Linked DNA regions of Homo sapiens: regions 1 and 2 are each linked to region 3. The links are chromatin contacts, found by Hi-C in ENCODE. All regions are on one chromosome and are shown on one strand. The core of a region is the stretch at or near the end of the contact, and the rest is flanking DNA. Distances in the headings are between cores, read along the strand shown. Region 1 overlaps AGBL3 (AGBL carboxypeptidase 3). Region 2 holds the start of TMEM140 (transmembrane protein 140). Region 3 overlaps LOC105375523 (a long non-coding RNA gene).

What was found. Hi-C counts contacts between places; a loop is a spot of excess contacts on that map. Pooled maps may share reads with other maps.
Region 1: a map with no recorded cell type shows a loop between it and region 3 (20-fold over the local background). The contact joins two enhancer-like sites. A Hi-C loop is called at or near these places in 7 of 37 single-sample maps with no recorded cell type and 4 of 50 pooled maps.
Region 2: a map with no recorded cell type shows a loop between it and region 3 (13-fold over the local background). The contact joins the promoter of TMEM140 here to the enhancer-like site in region 3. A Hi-C loop is called at or near these places in 4 of 37 single-sample maps with no recorded cell type and 1 of 50 pooled maps.

What each region holds. Positions count from the first base shown.
Region 1 is chr7:134,994,706-134,997,900 of GRCh38, reverse strand. All of the region lies in intron 4 of AGBL3 (AGBL carboxypeptidase 3), which reads right to left. Among named protein-coding and RNA genes, the nearest start is that of AGBL3, 9.8 kb to the right of the region's middle. RefSeq lists enhancers at 1,511-1,580, 1,781-1,860, 2,241-2,360. Within about 2 kb of position 1,745, at least 3 of the 41 ENCODE cell types and tissues checked have a DNase peak (open chromatin) inside an H3K27ac peak, as active enhancers do.
Region 2 is chr7:135,146,016-135,149,559 of GRCh38, reverse strand. TMEM140 (transmembrane protein 140) reads right to left here and starts at 1,488. Exons shown (of 2, transcript NM_018295.5): 1 at 1,290-1,488. It also overlaps a transcript of CYREN not described here. RefSeq lists an enhancer at 1,210-1,709.
Region 3 is chr7:136,357,885-136,361,066 of GRCh38, reverse strand. The region is part of intron 4 of LOC105375523 (a long non-coding RNA gene); the gene reads right to left. Among named protein-coding and RNA genes, the nearest start is that of MTPN, 380 kb to the right of the region's middle. RefSeq lists an enhancer at 1,300-1,399. Within about 2 kb of position 1,571, at least 2 of the 41 ENCODE cell types and tissues checked have a DNase peak (open chromatin) inside an H3K27ac peak, as active enhancers do.

The sequences.
Region 1 (3,195 bases), core at 496-2,995, 1.4 Mb after region 3:
AGGAGATAATTATACTAGTTACAAACTAGGCTCTTTGTTAAAGAGAGCCTAGGCCAAGGGACAGTGGGTAGCCTGTGTGTAAATGATTAACTCAGCAGGCCTTGGTTGTCCAAACCTTGCACATTGTAAAGGTTTGGACCTTGCTAAACTCTTGGGAGATAGCCTCTGATGCCTTGGAATACCTTGCCTCATTAAGAGTATCTTTGTCTACCTGGGACCTTGGGCTATGTCAGATAGTAGTTTATGCTAACAATTGATTTATTGTGGTGGTGGTGGTGGTAGAGGCCTTGGACACACAGTATCAATTTTGACCCCTGGAAAGGCCAGAGACTAAGTAACTAAGGTCAGCCATGTGGGCACTGAATGTAAATATAACCAACCTGCAATAGAAACCAGTGACATCAAAGCTAGATGAGCTTCCCTGATTTGCAGCACTTCATATTATCTCACATTATGGCTGGGAGAATTAAGTGCTGTTTCTAAGACTCCACAGGGAGAGAACAACTGGAAGCTTGTGCTAGGTCTCATCTGGACCCTGCCGCATAGCAAGTGTCCCCAACCCTGAGGCCATGGACCAGTACTGGTCTATGGCCTGTGAGGAACCAGGCCACACAGCAGCAGGTGAGCAGTGGGCGAACGACCATTACCACCTGAGCTTTGTCTCCTGTCAGATCAGCAGCAACATTAGATTCTCATAAGAGCACAAGCCCTATTGTGAACTGTGCATGCAAGGGATCTAGGTTGTGTGTGCTCCTCATGAGAATCTAACTAATGCCTGATGCTCTGAGGTGGAACAGTTTCATCCCAAAACCATCCCCCAACATCTACAGAAAAATTATCTTCCCCGAAACTGGTCCCTGGTGCCGAAAAGTTTGGGGACCACTGCTATACGCCATTTACCTTTGCTGATTTTAATCTGTGTCCTTTCAGGGACATAATAAACCATAACCATGAGTATAATGGCTTCTCTGAATTCTGCAAGTCTTTGTAGCAAATTATTGAATATGAGTTGTCTTGAGGACCCCTGACCACACTCATAAACTATTTGCTTTTATGACAATAAATTGATGCAACTCTTTTTGGAGGAAAATTTGACAGTATCCTTATACCAGAAATTATGGGAATGTACCCCCAAAATATGTACGTATATATGCATTAGGCCACACATAAAAGGATATTTATGCAGTTCTGTTTGTCAGAGCCAATGACTGGAAACCCCTTAAATTCATTAATAAGGTACCAGTTAAAGAAATTCTGATTCATCCATTTAATGAAATCTGATGTACCAGTTTATAAAAAAGGAGACTAATATATATAAACTGATATGGAAAGTCTTTCAAGATAGATGACTGTGTAAGACAGAGTTAATTTATAGCTGGACTGGAAAAGCTCTATTTTTACCTCTGGGGAATTCTGGCTGTCCAGCTTTGACTCTTGGCCAAGATAAGAACAGTAAGATTAATGATGTGCTGTTTACTGTCTGAAACTCCCCCTGAGAGTTTCATGTCCCCCGCATGGCCAGTTTGTTTACTGATGGTTTTCATTTGGCAGAATCAGGAAGACAGCCTGGCTTGATGTCATGACTACAGGGGTCTAAAAACCCAGATGGGAACTTTTGCCTTGAGGTTTTCTGAAGCTAAGATGCATCACATAGATCTTGGTGTTTCAGTCTGAAGACAGGCAGTCTATGTGTGTGAATAAGGCCCCTGGAAAGCTTGCACCTGGGCCCCAATGCTTGCCACAGTATCTTTCTCTTGCTGCACCGTATCCTGTGCCTTTGAATAAAAGCCACACAGAAGAATGCTCTGTGAAGTCTTATAAGTCCTTTCAAATATCCAAATTTGTAAAATCTTTGCAATAGTCAAGTGACAAAAGCAAGGTCTAGAGCAATACGTAAGACTGTGGGAAGTAAACTTTCTGAAATGCTAGCAAGCAAAGGTGGAAAAAGCCATCAAGGACACATGTGGGAGAAGATTTTGATTCTTCCTACACAAGGATGTATTGTATTGGGTGTTCCAGTTGGCTTGAGGACCAGCAGAGCTTGCAAAAATTTCAGGGGCACAGACTGAAAATAAAAGAACAGTGGCATAGCCCAAAATAAAGCTTTTATCCAGCATGACTATACCTTGCACAGATAGTGTGACCAGTAGCTGTGTGACATCATGACTCTGGGGATCTTGGGAAACGTATGCTGAGAGAGGTTGCACCTTCACCAGGGTGGAGGCTGGATTCACAGGGCCCAAAGTCTATTCATTATGTAAGATATCTGAAAGGAGGCACCACAAACTCTAGCCACTCTTACAACAATATTTTGGTTAGAAACTATATTTAGAATTTCAATAGAAGAGGCCAGAAACACAGCTGCCCACATCTGAAAGAACCTCAGCAGTAACAGTGGGGGATTACCAAGCAACCAAGGAAAATAGAAACTCTCCCCACTCTGAGCTGCTGATGGTGACTCCTGTGACTGAGGGCAAAATGACGGCTGAAAGTGAGGGCTAGGAAATTTAAGGAAGAGAAAGGTGTGGCAAAGATGTGACAGAAGGGTTTTCTAGTTAGGTGAGGTGGAACCAAGTTGAGTGGAATGAGCACATGCGGCTGGAAGTGACACTGAGAAGCAGTGGCCCGACGGGGTCTTGCTTTCCTCTTCCTTTTGGGTCTCTTCTGCTCTCATTCTCTCGTCACTGTTACTGGAGAGAAATTAGGCAGAAGTCACAGTAGGAGCAGTAGGGATTTTCCTTTATTGCTCCTTATCCATTCCCTCTGTCACAGATATGTCATGAGGAGGCTAGGAAACAGAACCAAAGTACAAAAAGAAAGGCTTGGGGGAAGGTTTAAATTCAGTAGCATGGCAGTGTTTTCTCTGTTGGACTTTTTTATTTCCTGACCTGGTGCTGTAGGAAAAATGAGGTTGGAGGGGGTGGTAGCAGAGGAGAGGTGGGGATGATGGTAGAAGGACTGAAAGGAGAAAAAGAGAGAGAGATGTCCTATACTACAGAAGATAAATATATACCCAGCTTTGAAGAGATGTGTAAGGAAGTGATTCTGTTTAGTACTATTAAGCATGAATTCTTTAATATATTTTTAACCCTATAACTTTGGAATTCTTGAGAAAAATTACCTTTGTCCTCTATGAACAAAAATCAGTGTTCTTTCTCTCTCTCCACCCGTCCTTTCTCCCCATGTCTATCTATC
Region 2 (3,544 bases), core at 239-2,738, 1.2 Mb after region 3:
CTTTGGCCCACTTTTATAAATCTATCCTAAGACAGCAATCAGAAATCCAGTCAATAATTTATACATAGGAATGTTCAGCACAGCATTACTTTTGGCACAAAATGGGAAGCAGCTTGAAAGTCCAATATCAGAAGTAAACTATGATGTATCAAGGATAAAATACTATGCATCTTTTAGAAAAAGCAGGTATAAAATCACTCTACATAGTGTGACTACATCCATATAAAGAGGCATAGGAGAAAGAGACTAAAGAAGTATTTGAAAATGTTAATGTTAGCTGTGGTAGCTCTGGGTGGTGACATTACAGGCAATTGTTCTCTATTTGCAGTAAAATATTTTTAGAATTATGTGCTACATTTATGAAAAAAAAAGAAATTTATAAAACAGGCATTCAAAACAGCCTTAGTAATTAGATAAAGCAGGGACTAAGCTGGAAAGAAAGTTGAGAAAGGGGAATATGTGCAAGATTGAAAAAATATCTCATGGACTGAGTCTCAGACCTGAGATTTTGGGGAATGGGGTATGGTAAGTGGATACTGAAAAATGCTCTTCAGTTATCATGAGGGAAGAAGGAAATATGTGTCTTTTCCCTCTTTCAAAGGAGCCTTTGATTTTATAGGCGAAGAAGCATAGTGGAAGTTATTAGTGAAACTAAGCCCACATTAAAAAAAATCTCTTAAAATATGCATCAAGAGAACTAAAATACCACCATGGATTTCCACTGGGGCATGAGGAGCAATCTGGTCTAATGACTAACATAAGATCTAAACATCTCTTAGGTCCCATTCTTTGAGGCAAGAACACAAGTTTTTCTGTTGATATTAATCTTCAGTGTGTATTTTAAAGTTTTATGATGTGTTCGTAACTACCATTGAATAGTGGTTTAGTTAGTGTTGGTCGGTGACCTGCTTTTGTTTACCTATTTCTGATGAACAGTGTATTGCACAAGCCACAGCCATGTCCTTGTACACACTGCGTGCAAGACTCTGCTGTGTGCAGTCAGCCCTGCATCGTTTCTAACCAGTTATACTGGCCTTACTTTCATCATCTTTGAGGCCAGAGCTACACATGTTGATGCCGAAGAGTGGAAGGAAGGAGAGCAGAGAGTAAAGGGGGTAGATTATGTAGATTATACAGACATGAGCGAGGGAGGGTCACAGATACTGAACAACCAGTGAGTTCCCCTATGTGGATTGCCAGAACATGAAATATCTGAGAAGAAAACAAAATTGTCTTACAAGGTAGTAGACGTCTGGGTAAGCTGTGATGCTTGCAGGATCGGTACTTACAGAAAGGAGGTGCAGAGACCACAGGAACACTCATGAAAAGGAGAAGCAGGAAATCAGGGTTGGTTGTTTGAATCTTCCTTCTCGCTGGCTTTCTAATGTCAGACTCCAGAAAGGAGGAGTGGAAGGGAAATGGCAGGCAGATGCAGTCCTGAGCTGGTGCCCCCTTGCCTTCGCAGTCGTGCCTAGTAAACAGCTCTCTGAACTTTGGTACATTTGTTCTGACTGATGTCACTATCAGCTGATTTCACTTTCGTTTCCTAACTTGCCAGTGGCCCATGACTTTTCAGAAATGAGGTATGTAAACAACTTTTTATTGTCCATTATGACATACTCTTTACCTACACTGTAGCCGGCAAACCAACTGATTTAAAGAGCCAGGTAAATGTCTTGATTATATCACACAATAATTCCAGAAAGGGAAGGAGCCAAAGAACTCTCGAAGCTCCCAGTGATTTAAACTGCAAGATAAACACAACCCGGAATTTTATTCAGAAGAAACCCATCAGGATCATCTGGTCCAAGCTCCCAGCCAGTGTGGCAGTCAGGACCCAGGTCACCTCCTACTCATTTCCTTGGGAAGCAGCTATGCCGTCTGTCCCCCAACCCCTTTTAGAGATCAATTTTGTAATGATGACTGGGCTTCTCTGGACACAAAACTTTGTGTCCTGAGCATTCTCACTGCAGTGTTTAGGCCCATGTTGGAGCAGCTGGAACATCTATTTTATTTCAAAATAAGAGCCGAACAAAGCTTTTATTTTTGTAAGCATTGGGGCTCCTGGCCAGAGTTTAAAAATTGCTTCCGTTGCTCACATGACCAACTGGAAATTTCAACTGTGGGTTAAACTTGGTTACATGAGACTGCTACCTAGTGCTATTGCTGAATCCTTCAGCGGTTCTCTTCTGCTTCCTTGCCCTTCCTCCAAAGGAGGAGTTATTTGAACTGCTACATTGCCCTCCCCCTGCCCCTAGTTCTTTTAAACGCAAACTCTAGAAAGAGGTGATGGGATCCAGGAGGAAGGAAGAACAGAGGCTTTGAGATCAGAGAGTTCTGCTACATACTAGCAAATTATTTAATCTCTTTGAGCATCAATTTCTTATCTGTAAAATGGAAACAGTACCTACTTTGCATGGTTGCTCTGGGGACTGGAGATAATATAAGTGCTTAGTACAATACTGGGACCATAGTAATGGTAGCTATTATTATGAAAAGTGGAATTTCTGTATATTTAGTCTAGCATCCATATTAATGCCTTTAAGACAGAAAATTAACTTTTAGATACTAATATACAGTAGTTACTCTGAAAACTCAATACTGGTGAGTGAAGTGATATAGAAGAGATAGAAACATATTTATATTTATGAAATTTATTCAAGGTTATCATGTACCTAGTTTTCAAAGAGTCAGTTTTTCAAAACTTACGAAAATCGGCAGTCCCACACTCTCCCTTTCTTCCTCTTCAGAGGCAAGCACTTTCACCTGTGCTCATTCTTTAGGCATTTACCTCAGTTCTCTAAATAACATGCTTGGATTGGTACTTCTTGATTTTTCAGTTTCAGGCATAATCTACTGACTCCCAACCATAAAAGGTGAAGATTTAGCTTTCTTCTTCCCCACTGCATGTTCCAGAAGTATGCTTCCTCTCTTCCTCCTCTATCCAAATTGGTTATAGTTTTGTTTAAATCAATATTCAGTGTTTACAATATTGGAATATGCACAGGTATACTTTATTTTATTGTGCATCTCTCTTTGTGGATCCTGCATCTTTTACAAATTGAGGATTTGTGGCATTTTTGCATCGAGCAAGTCTATTGGCACCATTTTTTCAATAGCCTTTGCTCACTTCATGTCTCTGTGTCACATTTTGGTAACTTTTGCAACATTTCAAGCTTTTTCATTATTATTATGTTGGTTATGGTGATCTTTGATGTTACTATTGTGATTGTTTTGGGGTGCCATGAACCGCACCCATATGACGGTGAACTTAATTGATAATTCAGTTCTGACCGCTCCACCAACTCTGTGTTGGTGTTCTGACCGTGTGTTCTGACCACTCCACCAACTGGACGTTCCTCCATTTCTCTCTCACGTTAGGTCTCCCTATTCCTGAGACACAATAATACTGAAATTAGGCCAATTAATGTCCCTACAATGGCCTGTAAGTGTTTAAGTGAAAGGAAGTGTCACATGTCTTTCATTTAAAATTGGAAACTAGAAATGATTAAGCTTAGTGAGGAAGGCATTGTGAAAGCAAAGA
Region 3 (3,182 bases), core at 322-2,821:
TTGTTTGTGTTGAAACATCCTAATTCTTCTCTTCTAGTATTGTAAGGAGTCTGTAGTCAACAAAATGCCTTATGAAGAAATCAGTGAAGACTCAGGATTTAAAGGATGTCTTATTAGGAAAAACATAGTAATAAAGGCTGTGGAGGAAGATTCAGTCATTGCCAATCAGTAGGTAATGAATAAAGCAGGTCACACAGGCTGGTGTCTACACCAGATCAGAAGCAAATTTTATCACTAGCCTAATTTCCTATGATGTCACTTCTGCTCTTTCCTCTCTCTCCCAGGATTTCAATCATACTGTGGCATTTTGCATCCTTGCAGTCTCTCCTTACCTTTGTTTTTTTGTTTGTTTTTGTTTGTTTGGTTTTTTGAGACAGAGTCTCACCCTATCGCCCAAGCTGGAGTGCAATAGCATGATCTCGGCTCACTGCAGCCTCCGCCTCCTGGGTTCAAGGGATTCTCCTGCCTCAGCCTCCCAAATAGCTGGGATTACAGGTGCCCACCACCACGTCCAGCTAATTTTTGTATTTTTAGTAGAGACAGGGTTTCACCATGTTGGCCAGGATGGTCTCGAATTCCTGACCTCGTGATCCGCCTGCCTTGGCCTCCCAAAGTGCTAGGATTACAGGTGTGAGCCACCACACCCGGCCTCTCCTTACCTTTTTATGTGTTCTGCTACTCACTGCTTCCATCTTCCCCCTCATAGTGACCCATCCTTATGTTATTTTAAAAAATGTTCTTTTAGCTCTGCAAGAATATAAAGTACCTATTTTCTATTGTTTTTTCTCTTTGTGGTAATGGACGAGTTTTACTTTCAGACTTTCCCCTTTTTTCTCTTTTTATGTTTTACTGCCTTTTTTTGTGGGGTGGTGGTAGTACCTGATTTTTCCTTGTTTATTCATCTTTAAATGAAGACAGAGATCTATGGAGATACATTTTTGCCAATACCTGATATAAGTATGTAGAAGAACTTCTCTTTCCTCAAGTGTATTAACAGGTTAATTGGATTCCATTTCCAAATATGAACCTGGAGGGTAGGTTGCTATGAATAACTGAGTTCAATACCAGGACCTACTAGAAATTAATCTTGGGCAACTTTGTTGAATAGCGGTAGTTCTTTGATCTTCTGGAATCGAGTTTGTATCCTGTAATTTTTAAACCAGTTCACAACTATTTTTCTTTGACTATAAATGAAAAACAACATTTTCTTACATATACCACTTCCTTTCTCTGCTCCTGGGCAATTATCACTCGTTTTATAATTTTATGTCCTACCCTGCCCCAACCACCTGCTCCCTCACCTGGGTCAGTTAATTATATACTCGAACTGCATTTTCTGAACGGACTGCTATCAGGTGGGGGAAGCTGGGAAAGTAGCAGTCCAGAGGGCCTGCCCAAATTTCTGTTTGGTGTTGCTTTCGTGTCTTTAAATTCAGATAGTTAACTTTGGCATGTCATATCTCTTCCTTCCTGCTTCTGAACTTGCCCAAGGATGGAGCAGTTTGAGGCACCTGTTTCTCAGTTCCTCATTCTCATAGCAATAAGTAGAAATGTCTCCCACATGCGGCATATGGGTAACCTGGTTTCCAGTACTGTTGTGGGATTTGGTCTTCCTGTGTCTCCATGGGCACCATCAGTCTGAGTACTTTCAGAAGCAAGTAATAAAAATTCTACTCTACCTGGCTTAAACAAAACACAATGAGGCTTTAGTGGGAGACTCACTAATCCAAAGGTAAGAAGTACAGGTGGGCATCATAAGAGACTAAACAGATGGGTCAAACGAGTTCAAGGAAGCAATTGCCTCAGCCTCTGTTCAGCCCCATGGCCAATGTCTGTTTCTGGGGTCATCTGTGGCATTTTTTTCCCTCTAGGCAAACCACCTTTTTCTACTTCCCTTGCGCATGTTTAAAACAATTACTTCAATCTTGGAACTACGTGTCTGGGCTCAAGAGAGACCAAACTGACAAATGCCCTAGTTCTAGTTCAAAATTCCAGAGGGAGAATTTCTTATTGGTCAAGTGATTCTTGATCTATACAGCTGTGACAAGAGGATCTCACCACGTAATACGAGTCACCCAGTCTGTCTTGGGGGTGAAGGAAGTGGTATAGTGGAGGATGGGGAAAGAGTAGGCAGTTAAAGTTTAAAGGTAAATAAATAGTAGGGGGGCAGTGGTGTGCACCCGCAGTCCCAGCTACTAAGGAGGCTGAGGCAGGAAGATTGCTTGAGCCCAGGAGTATGAGGCCAGCCTGGGCAACACAGCAACATCCCTGTCTCTAAAAATAAGAAGATAAATAAATAAGCTTTTACTATAGACTATAGATTTTCAGGTGTGGGGGTGGCAGGGATCGGATTTCTTTACCATAGAAGAAGGACTTCTCAGAGGCTTTAATTACCAAATTGTATTATATTATCTTCTATTTAGTAGGAGAGAAAATATAGAACATTTCTCAATTATTTTACCAAGAAACCCTTCTGGCAGAATATTTTTTTAAAGCAAGCTTCCATTTACTTTTTTTTAACTTCAATTTTTATTTTAGATTCAGTGTTACATGTACACATGGGTAAATTGTGTGATTCTGAGGTTTGGGATATGACTGAATCTGTCACCCAGGTCATGTCCCTAGTACCCAATAGGTAGTTTTTCAACCTTTGCCACCTTCCCTCCTCCAGGAGTCCCCAGTGGCTATTGTTCCCATCTTTACGTCTGCGAGTACTCAGCGTTTAGCTCCCACTTTTAAGTGAGACTATGCAGTAGTTGGTTTTCTGTTCCTGTGTTAATTCATTTAGAATAATGGCCTCCAGCTACATCTATGTTGCTGCAATGGACATGATGTCATTGTTTTCTATGGGTGTGTAGTATTCAATGGTGTATATGTACCACATTTTCTTTATCCAATCTACCGTTGGGCACCTAAGTTGATTCTGTGTCTTTGTTATCGTGAATAGTGCTGCAGTTAACATATGAGCGCATGTGACTTTTTGGTAGAATGATCTATTTTCCTCTGGGTATATACCCAGTAATGGGATTGCTGGATCAAATGGTAGTTCTGTTGTAAGTTTTTTGAGAAATCTCCAAACTGCTTTCCACAGTGGCTGAACTAATTTACAGTTCTACCAACAGTGTATAAACATTCCCTTTTCTCCACAGCCTCATCAACATCTACTATTTTTTGATTTTTTA